Regions from separate parts of the Mus musculus genome. Here region 2 is linked to region 1. A link is a loop called in an ENCODE intact Hi-C map of the cell type or tissue named here. Cell type or tissue: heart. All regions are shown on one strand. Each heading gives the region's core, and the rest is flanking DNA. Links, peaks and the distances in the headings are about the cores only.

Region 1 (10,031 bases), core at 4,663-7,162:
TTGGAAGCATCAACGAAACTATCAAAAACGGCTGCCTGTCACATGTGATGAAGACAGATTGCATGTGATCAGGGCTTCATGATGCCATGTTCCCTTCTGTTCCTCAGGGACCAGGGGATAGTGATAATCTGAACTATACTCCACAACTTCCAGCCTGGGATTCCTAAAGGTAAGGGTTAGAAAATGGGGTAAAGGCACGGAGGAAGGTGACAAGCTTGGAGGAAGAGTAAAATTCTCTGGTTCGCTGTCTTTGCTTTTGCCAGCGAGTGCCCCAAAACTGGGAAAGCACAAATGAAAAACTGGGAATAAAGACACCTAGCAAGGAAAAAACACCATATTTCTCTGCTCTACAGAGGCTGATGAGAAAGCAGCCTGTCCTGGGGCAATTCTTCCCTGGCCGTGAAGGTGAGCCACTGTCAAGGAGTGATGTGATAAATGAAAGGACAAAGGGACAAGAGGATGCCAGACATCACAGAGAAAGGGGACGAGTTCTGAATGAATGAGAGAGCAGACTTTGGGCCTTCTGACACACACAAGAATGTGTTTTATCTTTCTGAAAGGGCATGCTGAAATTGAATCCTGCAGGATTCTCTGTTATTGCACTCAACAATAGGATCAACAGAGGTCCCTAGAATAAGTGGCCAAGAGTATACTTTCCAAGTGAGAGATGGGTACATTTCAGGTTGCTTCCAAGACCCCCAAATCCTGAAGTCTCCTGTGCATACACAAAACGGGACTTTGGAAAAGACTTGCTGTGATGATGATGAAGTCTCCTCATGCTGCCTTATATTCGCTCTAGAGGTAGAGTGCTTTCAGGGAGATGGTGAGACTAGAAAGAGAGAGACAGCATACACCACATACTGTATGTACTGTAGGTTTTTTTTTAAATCTATATATCCTAATATGACTACTGCTAATAATAGCTTACCTCTTATGAGACCTGAATTTAAATTAGCCCAAATATTTCGTTAAAGGGGTATACTAATGTTTCTATAAAATCTCACTGTCAAAATGTAAGGTAGAAAGGGCCATGGTTAGTTCTTAGGAAACTAAGGCTACACAGTGAGACATGATTAGACCTGAAAAGTTAACATCAGACTGCTAACCCCAGATTTTGTCCTTATCCCTCTGAATAGTGCAACATGAACATGTTCTAGCTCGCAATTGAGCAAATGCATTTCCTACCCTGGGGAGTTCTTCTGTAGGGCTTCCAATAAAAAGATATCCCTCCAATGGGTGTGATCAGAGTTGTGGCAAGCTCTACAGTATTGATACTCACAGTAGTAGTACTTCCATTAGCTTTGCTGTTATTATGTATATTTTTTCAGTAGATTGGCCCAGATATATTTACACTTTCAAAGGAAAACTAATAATCATGGAGAATAAAATTATATACCTACCTTGGAATTGAGGGAAACACATAGTTTACTTTCAATCAGGACCAAGCACTTGGTCTTGCTTAAGCCACTGGTCCTGATTGAAACTCTTTGTCTGTGGCAGTGACAGAGAATCCAGAACATCTACTTAAACCCTACTTGGGGCTAGCTGATATTTGCTGTTCAAGTACAGGATCGTTCCAAGCCTTCTCTTACTATTTGATAATTATTCATTATACAGGTCTACATTATATCCCAGATATCTTTTGATCCCCCAATGTTGGCTGCAACTAAGCCATGAAAGTCTGAAGAAGCTGGAGTTTAACCTGAAAAGCACAGAGGACACAGTGAGAAGATTTAGGACAGAGGCTGATGTAGCAGCAGTGGTACTTTCAGGACACTAATCTCGTCACAGGATGTAGGATGACTGGCACTAAGAAAAGCTTAATGGTAAGAAGTTCAGATAAGAGGTTAATGCAGTAAACTCAGGCCTGAGCAGATAAGGAGAGGAACTGACGCCCTGCACTGCTAACTTTATATAGGACTGCACTATTAGCCGGACAAGGTCAAGCCCTGGTGTACTTGACAGTCCTTCAAATGGCAGGAAACATTATGCTTGCTCTTGGTCAGTGATTGCAAGTTAAACTTTAGGGTTTTGTCCATTGGCCCTTAAAAAGTGTTTCTTCATGGGATATAGTAACTTAAAAACAAGCAGAAGAGAAAATATCATCCTGAGTCAGGTACCCATTCACAAAAGAACACACATTTTATGCACTCACTGAGAAGTGGATATTAGCCCGGAAGCTTGGAATACCCAAGATACAATTCACAGACCACATGACGCTCAAGAAGAAAGAAGACCAAAGTGTGGACAAAATACTCATGGAAGGAGTTACAGAGACCAAGTGTGGAGCAGAGACTGACGGAAAGGCCATCCAGAGACTGACCCACCTAGGGATCCATCCCATAAACAACCACCAAACCCAGTCACTATTGTGGATGCCAACCGGTGCTTGCTGACAGAAGCTTGATATAGCTGTCTCCTCGTAGGCTCTACCAGTGCCTGACAAATTCAGAGGTGGATGCTCTCAGCCAACCATTGGACTGAGCATAGGGTCCTCAATGGAGGAGCTAGAAAAAGGACCCAAGGAACTGAAGGGATTTGCAGCCCCATAGGAGGAACAACAATATAAACCAACCAGTACCTGCAGAGTTCCCAGGGACTAAACCACCAACCAAAGAGTACACATGGAGAGACTCATGGCTCCAGCTGCATGTGTAGCAGAGGATGGCCTTGTCGGTCATTAATTGGAGGAGAGGCCCTTGGACCTGTGAAGGCTCTATGCCCCAGTGTAGGGGGATGCCAGGGCCAGGAAGTGGGAGTGGGTGGATTGGTGATCAGGGGGAGAGGGATCAGATAGGGGGTTTTTGGAGGGGAAACCAGGAAAGGGGATAACATTTGTAATGTAAATAAAGAAAATATCTAATGAAAAAAGAAAAGAGAAAAAACAAGCAGAAGTCTGTCAGACAGCTGGTTCTCTCTCATTCAGGATGTTCACAGGAGACATCAAAGCCATAGTACCTAAGGCCCAGAGCTCTTGAATGGAGGAAGCACAGACACTATCGAATGAGGTAACACTCCATGTGTGTCCTATAAACAGCTGTGCATTGTTGCTTAAGGCATCTGCCTCCTCTGGAAATAGCTTGGCTGTGTTTTCCACAGTTTATGGAGAGTAATACAAACAGTGATGACCGTATGATAACTGTGGAGGCTAACTCGCTTTGGACCAGGCTGCATTGTGAGCGTCTAGATAGGACTCTACACCTCATAATAACTCTGTAACCCATACACTGCTAGCTCCACTTTGATAAACATAATAATATGAGGGGGTGGAGATAATTTCCCCCAATTCACACAATGAGAAGGCAATTACAAAGACCCTAATTAACCAGGCCATCTAATTCTATAGTGACCATTAGGTAAGACTTCTTTTGTGGGAACAATTTGCCACAGACAGGGCAATACATGTGATGGAGTATCTGCCTTTACATCATCATCATCACCACCCTCATCACTATCATCATCACCATCAGAATTACACCTTTGATGCACTTATTCTGCTTTAAATATAAATAACTTTGATATAACCTTCAATTTTTTTAATTTTTTTTACTGTTTAATAGTTCTTTACATCAGTTTAAGGAGTTTTAGTTTTTTAACTGCAATTTTTAAAAATTAATTATGTTATGAGTTTTAGTTTTTTAATCTCTCCACGTCTTTCCCTCCTTCCTGCCTCTCTCCTTCTCAACAAGTCTCTCTTCTACTTTCATGTCAAAAGTACGCAGCCCATCAGGTTTAACTGGCATTTCGTGAACAAACATATGTGGACCATAACTTATCAGTGGTTATAGCACTGAGGAACCTGGTGCTCCCACCCTGACCTTTAATTGCAATAGCACTTCAGGGACCTCATGGGCCCCTCCTTCACCCGTGGTAGAACACTGATTTATACTGGTCTTGGGTAGCAGCACTGGTCTTCAGCTATAGTGAGTTCATGAGTGCACAGCCACTGTGTCATATCCAGAAGTCATAGTTTTGCTTCACATCCTTCCATCCTCCTCCTCTTACAGTCTTTCTACTTCCTCTTTTGTCATGTCCCTTAAGTTTTGCAGGAAGTGATGCAATTGTCCTATTTAGGACTCAGCTTGCCACATCACTTGTTCTGAGCACTTTGGCCAGTTATGAGCTTCAGCCTGGTCCAAGCCTGGTCCCCAACAGCTTTAACACTGGGTCTCCATCACAGCTTAGGGAATGTACTTCAGCCTTCACCCTAGGCCTCCTTACTAGCTCAGGGCACCAGTAGAGGAAGATCTGGCCCATGGTCCCCAGCAGGCAAGGTCAATGCAACAGACTACAAACGTTCGTGTCTGCAATATAAAGTTTCTTTTCTTGTTTCTATTTGTTTATTGTTTTTTCAAACCGTGTACCATACTGTACTTATTAATTTAAATGTTGCCTAGTTATATTTTGTTTATCATTTAAACCCACTGCTGTTATCTACATGTCTAATCCTACAGTCTTACCTACCTAGCTATTATTATCTATAAGTTCTTCTTCTTATTTTGTTGATTTTATTTGAGTCATCAAACCAAGCTTGAAATAAATCACAGTAAGTAATGCACCCAAGACCAGCACTGATATACTATCCATATTTACTTTGAGATAATTTTTAAACTGGCTGTAAATTTGTTCATATAAGTTCCATTATACTTGACATTATTTAAGTTTTATCACAATCAGTCTTTCTCTTGTGAAATCTCATCTAATTATTTAATTTTTATTTAATATATTTGGTGTTTGTGTGTCTGTGTGTGTGTGCGTGTGACAGTACACATGTGGAAGTCAGAAAACAATTCTGTGGAGTCCAGAAACAAACAAACAAACAAACAAACAAACAAAAACAGAAAGCAAAAACAAAAAAGAAAACAACAAAACAAAAGCCTTTTACCTTTATGTAGAAATGGAACTCCAGGCTCGGACACCAAATGGTTTACCAATTAAGCCATTTCACTGGTCCCCTGATCATTTAAAACAGTCTAAAATTTGGGTTTTATTCCTCCCAGTGCACCAGTGGTATAGCCTTTCTTAATTATTTAATTTCCATTAAGCTCTGTTTTTCTTTGCTTGGAAAACAGATAGTAAGATCTGCTATTCTTATTTTAATTAGTTTTCTTGGAGTCAAATTATTGAACTAAAATTATTCTCTTGCTATTTCCACCTCCTAATCCTGGTTGAGAGAAGAAACTCAATAACATCTGCACAGGATGCTGACATGATAAGCCTTTGTGTGTATCCTTCCTTCATTTGCCATCCACAGCTTATTGCTTGAGTAAACACAGGGTTAGTGAAACTGGAGGTTTTTCACTCCCCCAGTCACCTAATTTAAAGAACTCATGGTATCTAGAATTTGATCCAGATTTGCTTAACTCAAGACTGTGTTACTATCATTAAGTCCAATAAGAATGAGAAGGAAACTGCAAGTTAAACGACTCTGCACTTGCATGACTTCATAAAAGACGATATAAAATTCTTTTATATCTTTCTTTCTGTAGCCAAGCTAAACCACTCTTAGAGGAAACGCGTCAACAGATTTGCCTTGCCTTCTAAGGGGACCCCACTGACAGTTTCTGTCAGTATTGTGTCTCATGGGGACAAGCTGTTTGGTGGCTGTGATGGCCAAGTGGGACCGAAATTAGCAAAGGACTTCTAAATGCAATTGGAAAAGGAGACATTTTCCTAAGTAAAAGTTAGAAAGTGATCAACTCTAATTATCTTGATAGAATAGGAACAGTTTAAATGGTGACTACATCATCAGTGCTTTTTATGCAATGGCTAGGTCTAGACTGGAATCAGAGAATGTTTAGAGCCTGAAAAAAAGGAGAGTGGTAGAGCATCTCTTCCCTTTCTACTTAGCCTTCCCATTCCAAACTCCAGAACTGCCCCCCCCCCCCATGCTTTGATATCCATGAAGCCCAAGGATACAGTGGCATTCACAGCTCTGCTAGGTCTAGAGACAGCTTTGGTGCACTTCTGTTGGAAGCCAGCCATCTCAAGTCTGGTTTATATCTGGGACAAATTCTCAGGACACTCAGATTATGAGCAAGTCATGTCACATGGGTTGTGAGACAAGAGGAGATTCCAGCCCCACACTCCCTTCCTAGGTGAAATTAGCCATCATGCTTGATGTCCAAAGCATGAAAATCTTTCAAGATCTGATTGTCAATTTTTCAAGCTTATTGCATATATTTATGTCAGTCACAAGAAAACTCTTTACACCTCTCCATTTGGATAAGTGCATGAGGCTTGCTTTCTCATCAACTTCCTTGAAAACCTAATTATACTGAACCAGATGCTGTGTTTAACACCAATTGATGTGGCAAGCAGTTGGGTTTTCTTGTTTTTTGTTTTTTGGGGGTTTTGTTGTTGTTGTTGTTTTTTGACAACGACATAATATAAATTCATACTCTTCACACTGTTTCTGGGAGCTGAATTCCAATGTAATCATGGTCCCCGCCTCCTCTATTTTTAGCTTATTAAATAACACGGACAGCCAAATGACAAATTTACTCTAATATCTGCACTGTAAACCTATGTGCTCTTGCAATATGCAATGTTGATATTTCAAAAACAAAAACTGATAAAAAAGAGTCTGCATATTATAATCCTTAGAGATCAAATTAACTCTTATATTCAATTTTGATCACACATAAGATCAAAGAGAGAAAGGTGCTGTAGGAGTTGGAATTCCCCTAACTCTGTATATGTCACCACATTACCAAATTTCATGAAGCTGCTGAAAGCTATGGTCATCTTCTTTACCCCAGCATGAATCAGCAAAAAGGAAAGAAAGGGAAAGTATCAAAGCTTTTCAGACAAAAGCTCTCATCAGATCTAGAGATGGGAAGACACAGGTGTGCTGATTGAATGAGGATGGCCCTACAAGCTTGCCTATTAAAATGCTTAGACCACAGTTGGTAGAACTATTTGCAGAGGATTAGGATGCATGGTCTTTTTGGAAAAGGTATGTCACTGGAGGAGGGCTTTGCTCTTGAGCCATTCCCACTGTGAGCCCTCTCTCCCTCTCTCCTCCTCTCCCCTTCTGCCCCTCTTTCCCTCTTCCCCTCTTCCCCCCTCCCTCTCTGTCCCTCTCACCTTCTTGCCCCCCTCCCTCCCTCCTGGTTATGTCTCAACATGTAACCTCTTAGCAACTGCTCTGGCACTATACCTGCCCTCATACCTTCTACCATGCTCCACCCCCATGCCATGTTGGCAAGGATGCTAACTCTCTGAAACTGTAATCCCCAAATAAACTTTCTTCTATAAGTTTGTATGTCCATGGTCTCTTATCAAATGATAGAAAAGTAACTAAGATGCCAAGTACATTAGTATTCAGGATGCAAAAGTGCACAATGCACTCCTGGTTTAAATCACTGTGCTTATAAGAAGCTCTATTCATGTTGAGAGGTTGATAGAAATGATTTATCTTGAGACTTGAAGGCATGTGTGACCTTGATCTATTTGAAATAGAGCTGATTATAGGAGAACAGCAGCCCAAAGTCTGCAGCTACAAACAGACACTCTGAATTCAAGGACTTGTAGGTAAAACAAGCAAAGGAGGAGGGCTAGATGTTATCCATACCCTTATAACCTATACTAAAATGTTGAAAAACTATAATTCATTTTCTTAAGCTTCTTACTCCTAGGTAGTGCCAAAATATTTGTAGCCACTCCAGAGAAAAAATAGAAATGAAAACAAAAGCAATAGTGAAAGCACAGGATGAAAATTATGCTTTTACTCATGATCTGTATTACTTGAGTCTCACCCCACCCCAGTCCCTTCTCTTTTATAGAACTCAGTCATAAAGAGCCACCCACCACACTCACAGAAAGGACAGCCCAAAGTGATTTCTGTGTAATTTATCGTGCCCTATCATAATAATTTGTTCCTACCTACTTGGTAGCTTGAATTATCATTAATGCTAAGTAATTTCTAAAGCCAACTAGTAGTCTAGTAAGTAGGTGGTTATTAGGCACCCATTAAATTCAGCTACAAAACAATGTTAATTACATTGTGATGTAACTTTCTGAGCATGAAGATGCAGAGACTCGGAGACATTCCATAACAATCCTTTTGCTCTCCTCATCTCAACATGAAGAGATACTTATTTTAATCTGAAGTGTTTAAAAGGCAAAGAACACTATTTTGACCCTCCAATAGTATTTGTAGCTAACTACTTACTTGGTAGGAGAATACACAATATTGGAAAAATACTTCTCTTCATATATTAGGGAATATCAGTCAGTCATGTATGATGTGGCTAAATGGAAAATCTATAACTCACCTAATCACAAACGTATCTATGAAACGTAAGTTTCATGTTTTGTTCCACATGAGTTGTCTTTGTGAAAGACCATATTAAAGACCATATGCTCTCTATTTTTTTCTTCAAAGGGGATTTTTCTGTATAGCCCTGGCTTTCCTGGAACTCATTCTGTAGGCTGGGCTGGCCTCAAACTCAGAAATCTGCCTACCTCTGTCTCCCAAGTGCTGGGATTAAAGGCCTGCACCACCACTGCCAGGCAATCATATGCTCTTAAAGCAAGTACCACTTTCTCAAAGATAGAAACAGCAGTGACAATTGGAAGAAGCTCTGTATATGGATCCTTACTGTAAATGTCACTGAAGGGAGATCATGGAGGCTCTGATTGAGGCCTCAGTTTACCTTCCTTTTCAGTAAGAATTGGTTTTCCAGGGAGCTGAAACAGAAAGTGGGCTGAGGAGCTTAATAATTGACGTGGAGTTTTTATAGTCCCAGAGCAGAGAAGCAGTTATGTGAAGTCTAAACATTTCCTTTTTAATAAAAGTAATAATAGAGGTATATAGGTTTGAAGGCAACTCCCTGCCCTAAACAAAACTGAATAGAATTGCAGAATGAGGTCCCCAAGGCAAACAGTGCAGAGCAGGGTTTTCTTAGCATGCAGACAGCAAGGTGCAATCTGAAACAGCTTCAACCTGCTTCCTGAGAGGAGAATCCAGAGCTCAGAAACCATCTGCATATTTCAGTATCAGTAATTGAAAGTGTTCTCTTTATCCTTCTTTAAGCTTCACCAGTAGATTGCCATTAATTCCTACTAATTAACAAAATGCAGTTCAAATTTAAGTCATCATTAAATCTCCTGAATTGGCTCACGTCAATTCTAGTGCCTTCTCTAGACCTTATGTTATTCAACTTCTCCCATAATCCACACTTCTCACTGTTTATAAGGCAATAGCTTTCAGTCTAAGCACCGAAGTGTTTCTAAATTCTGAATTTTCATCAATTTGCCCCTGAATAAAATAATAAGGCCTCACTTGTTAAAACTTTTTAATTGTCTTAATTTCTAGAAGAAAGTTCTAGGTTTTGTGGCCTGTTAGTCTTATACAAAATGTTAGAATTTGCTTGGAGCTCCATGAAAACTCCCAGTAGAGATCATAAGGATCCATCCTGACCTGGCAAGAATCATTTTAAAGTCTAATGATTGACTGCCCTGAATGATCCTGGGCAAGTTCCCTGCATAACTTCCTAGCATACTATAAATAAGTAAAATCACTGGAGTAGTGTGTGGAGATTAATGACCTGGTGCTGACACCAACAGTCCCCAGGAATGTGCAGAATACCATTGGCACAAGTTTAAGATAAGCCTGGTACTTTCTTGCCAGGGCAAAATCACTTTTATCCACAGCATTATACAAGCAAGCCCTGCTTCTCTCTTTCTGACCAAAAACATGAGTACACTCCCATCTTGCTGCATACAAGATATATGTGTGTAGATAAGTCCCCAATAAATCATAATCTATGTATCCTAATCCTTGTTCTGTCTGTCTTTGTTTTGTTTTGTTTTGTTTTTGTTTTGTTTTGTTTTGTATTGTTTTGTTTTGTTTTGTTTTTTGTCTCCCAAGTCATGGCTTGGTGTCATTTTTTTTTTCTGGAAAGAGATTTTAGTTAGAATTGTATTACATGTAAAGTGCAACTAATGGAGAAATTGTCTTTAAAACAGTCTAACTTTGAGCGAAACCTGATAAGTAAAAGCATATTTATGTTGCCATTAACATC
Region 2 (10,031 bases), core at 4,907-7,406, 67 kb before region 1:
TTCTTTTAAAATGGTTTTGCCCATTAAATCTACTCTTATTCCTAAGAAGCAACATATATGCCAGAGTGTCTGTTACAATTTTGTGTATAATATATTTATTTGCATACAGAAATATTTATTTCTATTATACATTTTATTTTATTTATATAATATATATATGAAGCATACAGCATATCATTGGAAGGTATATTAAATATACACAGAGTTCATGCTACAGCGTGCACCCTTTTAAGAGAAGCCTAATGGAAAGGCATGGCGTTGTATATACATGCTGAGGATACATGTCTCATCCAGCTGGGGGTGCCTTCCTACTCTATTTGTATCACCAGTGTTATGGTTGTTGGTGAAGATATCAAATTGGAAAGGGGAGCAACAGTGGATGAACTAAATACAAGAAAATAAAAGTTGGCTGCATTGGTAAATAACTATTGGTATTATTTTGAAATCTAATTCCCTCTCATGCCATCATTTCTTCTGGATCAAACAGCATCAAGTAAGCAAAAAGCAGAAGGAAGTACGATTCAGGATACCATATATCAAGCCACATGGTTTATCTTATCCTTTGTAGCTTACTATATTGGCGACCTTGTCCCAATACTTGGGATATGCCATTAACATAATCATGACTTGGTCATGAGGCAATCATTTATTTACTCTAGAAGTGAGCTGGCTCCTCTTTTTTATATTCTTAATCTTCTTTTTGTAATCCCACTCTGGGATATTTACATTATTGCTATGAGGAGAAAAAAAAACCATAAAGGCTTGACAGCTTCTGACAGTTCTAGTGAAAGCAGAGAAGATGAGTCATACTGTTTCTTTAAAGGGCTCTTCATTAATTTGAAAAGAAAAGAAATGATGCTTCCAGTAGAAACTGATCAGACTAGAAGCAGTGATGTTCACGGACAAAGCCATAGCCTCTCAAGTAGGGGCTGTGATTCCATAGCCAGGCATTGGTTATGCTGCAGTGCTCTAGGTGTGTGGAAGCTGCTGGTTTCCATAGGTGTGGTCTGTGCTCTTATCTGTAAATTTCAAATCTAAATTAATGCAGGAGAATTGATGATAGCCTCTGAGTTAGTGAGCTTTGCTCACAGGAAAGCAAGCTGCATTAATCTTTTCTGTTTGTTTGTTTAAATGATGGAGGGTTATTAAAGGAATCTTCAGAGATCCCTTAATATAAACTAGTCTTTCTCAGTCCTGGTATCACTGCCATTTTGAGCCAAATCATTGGGAGGGGGGAGCATAGCTTGTGCATTCAAAACTCCTTCTTATTAGACACAAATGCCTATTCCATGTTGTGACCATCAAAATGGCCCTACTTATCACTAAGTATCCATAGGGTAGAAATTGCCTCTGCGTGTGAGTCATTAAAAACAAAGCAAAACTAGCAACAGTAAAGAATGATCATTGAATACATTCTCCCTCCAAACTTGCCAATGTCCCCCCCTTTTTTTTCTGATTCTTTTGGAAATTTTCCATGGTATGTTAGACAACCTTCACTTTCTTCTTGAACTTGACAGTTTCTCTTTTAAGATGTGGTAGCTGTGGCAAATTGCTAGGCACAGAAAGAATCAAGGAAAGATTACAGTAGAACAAGACAAAGATTAGCTCATGGTGGATTGGGCTTAAAGCAAACAGAGAATGAATCCTGGCCTCCCAATGGTGGCCATGTCTGTATCACATAGCATATAATACAGATTGATAACATTTCTTACAGGAAAGCAAGAAATCAATTGGAGTGAAGTTTTCTCCACTCAATTAGTTGAATAAACAACACAAAAATAAATGTGATCTTAAATTTCAAAATTTACATTTTAGTAATTCTGAACTAAGGGAACTACATCAACTAATTAATAGACTAAATTAACCTGAACCGAACTCATGTTTACATATAGGAGATTTTGGAGTTAAAACTAACTGAAATTACTCAAACAGTAAGTTCTGTTCCTAAAGAATAAATACATATATTGTTAGCAACTTGCTTCTTGCTAGCTTACAATGTTGCTGTTGCTGCTGTCCTATCCTTTATCACCCACTTGCTGAGATGTTCCTGACATGCAGTCAGACAAAAGAACTCTGGTAGCTCTGAGGACTACACGCTGTTGAACCTGCCTTGCAATACTCATGGAATGGCGGAGGAGGAATCAGAGCACACAGTGAAAATCTGAACTTTATAACAGAATTTATAACTTTAATTCCTATCTACTAGGCCCACACTTAGAAAATCTGATTGAAATACCATAACATAATGGAAGAAATTATATGAAGACAAAAATCTAACTAGTTCATGTAGATTGGTGTAATTCTGCATTTATTTTAGAGTGTCAAGTGTGGATTTTCTATACTCACATTATATGTTTAGTGTTACCCTTTAATAATCATTTTTTGTGACAGCTAGTTGTGGTTATATTAGACTGTGGGAAATGGCATGTCCAGAATCACATGTATTCTTCCATCAGATTATGCAGGCATATCTTGACTCTGTTTGGTTTTTTCATTATATTCAAGCCACAAAGATTAATATAACTCTCCTGATTAGTGAAATTTGAAGCAATATAATCTTACAGAGATTTGACGACAACTGGAAGAACATGAAACAGGTAGTATTAGTAAATATTTTTGCATGACCCATTTCCCCACCCCATGTCTTAGTATGATTATAGAAAACTTCATTTGAATATAATTTGAGTACCATCTGCTAACAGACATTGAATATAAGGTCTTTTCCTCTTGGGGTTGACACAGTAAACTAATTGAGACTCCAAATGAGAAAACCAACATCATATTCCTGCTGACAAAGTCAGGAGTTCATGTTGTACACATTAACATTGTGCACACAGGTCAGGCAGGTTCAAGTTCAAACAGATCGCCCTTCTGACCTTCTGTCTTCTCATCTCAAACTTCATCTTGCCTCAGTGAACTTTCTCCAGCTAGAATGACCATTTTTCTAATGTGATTAAAAATTAAGTTTAAATGACTTTGGTTTCCCAAGCATATTTATGTCTTAGGCAGACTACATTGTTAAAATGGATTAGTTGAGAAGTCACATGGGTAAAAATTTTCCACACAAAGGAACTCAAGTGAGTGAAATCCTTACAGGTTGTACACCATCAAAGAGTACATCGACACAGTGGGGAGTGGCAGAGTGTCCATTTTCATGGGTGACTCTGGCCAGATTTAGAAGTCCTGCAGATACTATCCATATACAATATAAAACCAGGAACTACAAAAATAGTAGAAAAAAATAGTATGGCCTAGTTGGGCTTTTGCTGTTTTGTTTTCTTGCTTTTCATGATGGGAAAGGAAGAGAGGAGAAATGAACAGTGATTCCATTAAAACCCTTCAGATCAGCGCACAGCATTGCCGGGAATATGTTCGGGGCTCTCCATACCATCTCTGCATCCTATTAGATTTTCTTTCTTCTTATCTCTCATTGTATAGTGCCTGCTTCTTTGTGTTTAGGTCTCCGTGTTAGCATGTAATGCGCCATTTCTTTCTCATCACCACGCGGGGGAATAACAGAAAGAAACAACAAACTAACAAGGTTACTCTTCTTGTGCAGAGACATGAAATTGTAGATTCTGAAGCCCTTCTCCCAAGAGAGCAGGAGGCAGTAGAGATTGTTCCTTAGATCTGCAATTTCAGCGTGTCTCTTTCATTGTCTCGGTGCGCCTAAACGGACAGGGTTTATACGGTGAAGGTTATTTATTTATTTATTTTTCAAACTGGAGCATAGGTACAATAAGAGTGTCTCTCTAAAACCCCTTAATTGCACGTTGTAGTAAGATTGTAAAGTGCAAGGGCAGATCACTATAAACACAGCTTTCTTGTCCCTGTTCTTCCCCAAGACACACTCGACCACATTTCTTCTTTTGAAAAGGTCTTTTACCTTGTAGCGCCTATGTTCTTGTAATGACACATAAGGAGGTGCTTAAAAGTCTTTTTGAAGGTGGCGTTACAAAGTGCATAGCAGGCAGGGTTGATGGTGCTATTAATGTAACAGAGCCAGTAGCCAATTGTCCACACTGTATTGGGGATGCAGGGTGCACAGAAGGTATTGATGAGCACCATGACATTGTATGGCGCCCACGTGATGATGAAAGCCAACAGGATAGCCAAGATTGTCCTGGTCACTTTCTTTTCCCGGGATGGAGGAGGCTTCTTTTTGGCAGGCTGCTTGGTCATCTTCACAATTTTGCGGGCTACAATGTTCTGCTTTTCATCACCATTCTGACCTGACGATCCCACTAGTTCTACTGTGGTACTTGTTGGTGTGCATGCGTCACCCTTTTGGGTCTTGGTGACAATTTTGATGCATGTCTGCCTAGAGTTGTCATCTTTGGAGTGGCCCAGGGAAGTGGAAACCGTGTTTTCATCCTGGGTTATCTCATCATCTCTCATGTTGGAGGCCACGGCACTGACAGACGTGGAGTCGTTGGAGCTTTCTTTCTCCTCCCCCTGAACGCAGTTTTCAGTCCCACCGTCCCGCGGAGCCTTGCCATTCTGGATCTTGTTGTGCTCCAGGCCACCATCACCACCAGGCATGTTGTTGTTGTTTGGCTTTACAATTCTTCCTTGCACTAGACTCGGAGACACCGGGTCTTGGTTGGCCACTGGTTCCTTCTTTTCTTTCTTTATTCTGCTCTTGCTCGCCCGGGATATGTGCCAATAGAGCACAGTCATGATGATGACAGGCAGATAGAAAGCCGCAATGGCAGTGCCAAAGGTGACGGCAGCGTTGGAAAAGAACTGAATGTAGCACTCCCCGTCTTCCACAGTCCTTACCCCTACGATGAACTGCCAGAAGAGAATGGCTGGGGCCCAGAGGATGAAGGAAAGAACCCACGCAGCTGCAATCATCATGCCTGCCATTTTTGTGGTCCGCTTAACTGGGTAGGTTAGAGGTTTTGTGACACAGAAGTATCTATCAAAGCTGATGATGAGAAGATTCATAACGGAGGCATTGCTGACAACATAGTCCAAGGCTAGCCAAAGGTCGCACACTACAGGTCCCAAAGGCCAGTAGCCAATCACAGTGTAGAGGGTATACAAGTTCATGGAGAAAACACCTATGATGAGGTCAGCACAGGCCAGGCTGAACAAGAAGTAATTGTTGACAGTCTGAAGGTGGCGGTTGACTTTAATGGAAACCATGACTAGAATGTTCCCAATGATGGTCACCAGACTGAGGGATCCAGCCACAAGGACAATAAATACCACTTCAAATGTCTTGTAAGGACTGGTAATAGCCAAACCATTGTTCGAGGAGTTAGTTGAGTTATTCATTTTGTGTTCAGTAGTCAAGTGGCCAAAGAAACATTTAAACCTGCAGGGAAATAGAATGAAGTTAACAAATGTAATATAAATATTGTGTTGAAACACATAAATTTTCTTCCTTTTGGAAAACTTCCCAGTCCCTTTTCTGTGTCCTGAATATATACTGTAACAGATCTGACCACCCAAGAGGCAAAGACTATAGATGGAAGATTGAAATGGCTTAATGGCTGATGATGAATTCATGATTCAATTACACAATGAGTGTCTCCATATACAGACACGAGTGTCTGTGTATCTGCCTGCTTGCTTATATCACCATATCTTTATGAGTTGAAATGACTAAACCAAGTACATAGTTAAAATTTTTAAAAACAACTATAAACTTCTGGATTTGAAAGAAATAATAAATCCGGGAGAAATAAAATATGAAAACAGAAGACAAAATTGAATGTGTGAGTTTTATAGTCAGTAACACCTTTATGGCAGACTGAGCCTTTTCCTTATTAAAATTAATGAAGGTAACGATAAGAAAGACAAAGTACTAACCAATGCACCCAACCAAAGTAAATTTGTTTTTCTCAATTTTGTTTTACAATTGTAGTCCATCTTCTCTTGACAGTACAATTTCTAAAATTCCATACCTTATAAAAGAACTATCATTTACTATTGGTAAGACTGATATGATTATATGAAAACAATTTTCTAAATGTTTTCTTTGTTTCAAGCCATTATTAAATCTATTGTTTTACTATTCTTTGACAGATCTTTCATTGTGCTGAAAAGGAAGCTATAGACCAAAAAGTTGCAGAAAGTAATCTAGAATCACTTTTAAGTCAGTGGATAGGCAGGCTACAATTCTTTTCTTTCCTTTTCTTTACAAATACTATGAGTTATTTTTCAATAAAAAATCATAAAAGAATATGCAGCCTTAGGTCTCTTGGATACACATTTTCTCAGTAAGTATTAAGGGCTATAGAAAGTCTTTGTAATATATTATATCACTACCCTTGCAGAAAGAAGAAAGCTGAGATAATAAGAGTTTAAGGAACTTATTGCTAGGACAGTGAGTAATAATTTATAGCTAAAATCAGCACTTTACCAAAGGCCTTTCTATTGTTTTATTTTGTTTTGTTTTGTTTTGTTTTAAGATAATCTTCCTTGGCCTCCCTTTTGTTTTGTGGGGCTGCACTTAATGAGAGATTCCTGAGGAGCACCACAATGACGTCCTATATAGAGAGGTTGCCAGTCAAGGCAGATAGTTTACTGAATCTGGGATCCTTATCCGGACTGAACACTGAAAACTCTATGAGATGTGAACTATAGTGACGATTGCAACTCAGGAATTTTTAGAGATACCCTGCTAGTCTGTGACAGTACTGGTGTGACAATGGGAAACATGCCATTTAGAAGCTAGGACAAGTATTTGAAGCAGGGACATCCTCTTTTCCAACAGGATGTGCTGATTATGTGGGGGCTGTTGTTCTTTTATGAGATAGTAGCTGGCTTCCACCACTTTCTCATCACTTCTTTTCTCCAATTTTCTGGGGTCACTAAAGCAAATACGATTAGATCACAAATGAAGAAGATGCTCACAATGGAGATGAACTTCAAAGCACTCATGTTCGTATGATAAATGTGTTATGTAGTATTGTACACTTTAGTTTAAATCAAGGTCCTGGGAGTATTTTGGAAGCATGAGAACAACTTGTCTTCACCTAGTTTCTTTGTATACATAGCAGAGAGGAACATACACCGTTCTATGTTTTCTTCATCAAGTTTGAGTATGTACTATGAAGAAGTATGTACTAGATTGGAAGGGTGGAGTTAGGGGGGAGGCACTGGCTTCAACTGGGTTTTAGAACTTGAGGCCCACAACTATGCATTAGACAGACTAGTAGCTCACACACACGCACACACACACACACACACACACACACATACACATAATGTGAACACTCAAGGCCCTAAATCTCCTAATCAATAGTTCACATGGAAGAAATACAAATGGATACTAAATATCTGGAAAGAAAGTGTTGAACATCCTTAGCCAGAGAAATGCAAATTAAAACTACTTTGAGAGTCTATCTCACACCATGCATTAGCTACGTAGTTCTGGGTTTGTGGCTAAAATTCTATGAAATGTACTTTCCTTTATCTCAAACTCTCTCTTTTTTTCTTTTAGAGTTGTAGCAAGGATTGAAGTGATATTATGCCCCTGAGTGATAGTCTATAAAGGCTACGGATGAAACATGTGCTATTAATATTTAAATCTGCAAAGCAGATGTAAATTGATCACCTCTCTTAACCTTTCATAATAGTTAACAGAAAAGAATGTATCAATGTGTGTCAGAGCTATGTATGAGTGGGAAGATGTGGGATGAATAAAGTAGTGAAAGTAGTAAATTCTCACTATCAATGATAGCAAATTGTCAACAATAGTGTTATAAAAAAATCATCACAAGGTCATTCAGTGTATTTTGAGCATAATTACTCTTCAGAATCAAAGAGTAAAATTACTTAAGATTCAAATCAGTGGCACTCTATGCAGACTCTGTTACAAATGAATAACCATCCTTTATCTAAAAAATACCCCCTTTGGCTGAAACCATGTGCAAACACCAGTGACCTGTCAGAGTAAGCCTGGTATTCAGATATCAAGTTGGGTCCTTGATTAATACAAAAGTTTGCACATTACGTATGGACAAGGACTGTATCTCTGGGGGGAGATATCAATATTAAAGCTGTGTAGAGCCCAACACAGGAAAAAATGTGGAGTTTATAGTTCTAAACATTTTTCTAAAATCGATCTTTACAAAATGTGTGTGGGAGGGGTGTAAATGGAGGCAGAGAAACATCAGTGCTAGAGTGCCTTCTTAGCATGTGAAAGACTCAGGTTTCCATGACAAAGGAACACACACATATACACACACACACATGCACACACACACACATACACACACACACATGCACATACACACACATACACACACACACACATGCACACATACACAGGCATATGTCCATATATGTATGTACACCTACAGGAACATGCATGTACAAACGCACACACATGTAAACACACACGTGCATAGCCAGTGTATCACACAACAGCATTCACTCAGTGTCACTAGAGTTCTAAATATTAACACCAAGTTTTTTAATTGTTATGGAGAAAATTAAAATTCTGATATGTAGTAGACTGTGAGGGCTAATTAGATAATACAGATGGGACTTATGCTTGGGTAGAGCAGAACTCCAGAGGTGTATGTGGAAGCACTTACAAAGCTGTGTCCAGGTAGAATGTGCTACATGAATTGATCAACATGCGAGCAGGCTAAGCACTACAAATTTTTACATGCTATTTCCTATGATTCTTATGACCCTAAGAAGTGTTATTCCAGATGTTCCATTTGTAAAGTTGACATTGGCCAGTGGCTTTGAGAGGTCCCTCTGTATTGTATTTGTCTTCAGGTTTACCTGACATCTGTAATTTCATTATTTCTATGACGTCCCACCTTGACATGGAAACTGCACACTATCAAGCATTTTAGATGAATAAAAAGAAAGTCAGGGAAACTTAATCTGTGGACTGCTGATAGAGGGAGGATGTGTTTTCTGAAGCCCTGATTCAGTCATATGTGTTCACCCCTAAACACACGAACATACAAGCAACATTAAAGGCATTCAGGAGAGAGATAAACAATAATAATTACAGAAGGAGAGGTCATGGGTTTGAGAGCCGGGTAGGAGAGTACAATGTATGTACAATGTATGTATGTTTAGTATATATGAGGGATAAATATCATAGTATGTTCCAAGATGCTTAAAATTTTGTCTTAACAATGTTATAGTATACATAAGACTTTCAACCCAAAATTCTATTGTAGAAAATATAAAAATTATAAGGTTGACTTAGCAGGGCAATAGAAAAAGTATCAGAATGGCATGGAGACAAGGTTTCTCCCACCAAAGGATTAGTGGGTGATAATATGAAAAAGTTAATTTTTTTGTCTTAAGAATGAGATACAGTATTTTTACCTGTGTTATCATTGATTAAAATGGAAATGAAGCTTATTCATTTCGATGTTTTGTGTTATTTATCAACATATACTCTGTCTGTTAATCTGCTAAATGATATTAAAATGCAACTTTTACTTCGTAACATGAATTGTAGAAGATAATCCAAAATCTGCTTTAGGTCTTTGCAATACTTACTTAATCCCACTAATTAATGAATAGCATTGGTACTGATGCTAAGTACACTTTCTCCCACCAGAACTGTTAGAGACCAAATAAGTATTGTTTTTGTTTTGTTTTGTTTTTGTTTTTTTGTTTTGTTTTGTTTTGTTTTTTTAAAAGGCAAAGAAGAGCTGAGGAAACATTTATTCCAAGAAGTGTTAGGGAGCAAAGCCCTTGTTCTGTGAGAAGCATTCTGTTTACACAGTTTGATATTGATGCAATCAATGGTCACATGGTTTGTTTCTCTCTTATGTATTGTTAACTTTTGGTCACACAGACATGGAACACATTTCTGCTCCCCACCCCCCAACCCCCTTCAATCTGATTTCCCTTTGAACCAAGACATTGTGAGTCAGAGTGGGTGCCCATCCTTCTGTCCTTCCTCACCAGCTCCTGCATCTAACTGCAGCTGCAGGTGCAGTGGGAATGGCCACAGGGAGGAGCAAAGGCCCTGTTTCTCTTTGTTCCAAAATACCTTCTGAAGCCCTGGGAGGAGCAGATCCTCAAATGGTGTCACA

What was found. A loop is a pair of places that touch in the nucleus more often than their neighbours do. Peaks named below come from ENCODE experiments on the same cell type or tissue, not always from the same donor. Only the 100,000 strongest peaks of a DNase experiment are listed, where the experiment ranks them.
Region 2: a loop joins it to region 1, with 2.4 times the contacts of the local background. A loop is called at or near these places in 2 of 42 quality-filtered maps.

The regions. Positions count from the first base shown.
Region 1 is chr6:36,451,212-36,461,242 of GRCm38, reverse strand. The region is part of intron 2 of Chrm2 (cholinergic receptor, muscarinic 2, cardiac); the gene reads right to left. Among named protein-coding and RNA genes, the nearest start is that of Mir490, 34 kb to the right of the region's middle. In heart, for the core only: no CTCF peak of the experiment used is centred there; a DNase peak (open chromatin) is centred at 5,982.
Region 2 is chr6:36,518,462-36,528,492 of GRCm38, reverse strand. It overlaps Chrm2 (cholinergic receptor, muscarinic 2, cardiac), which reads right to left. Exons shown (of 3, transcript NM_203491.3): 3 at 3,719-5,323. The coding sequence starts at 5,283. The coding sequence ends at 3,883. Among named protein-coding and RNA genes, the nearest start is that of Mir490, 100 kb to the right of the region's middle. In heart, for the core only: no CTCF peak of the experiment used is centred there; no DNase peak of the experiment used is centred there.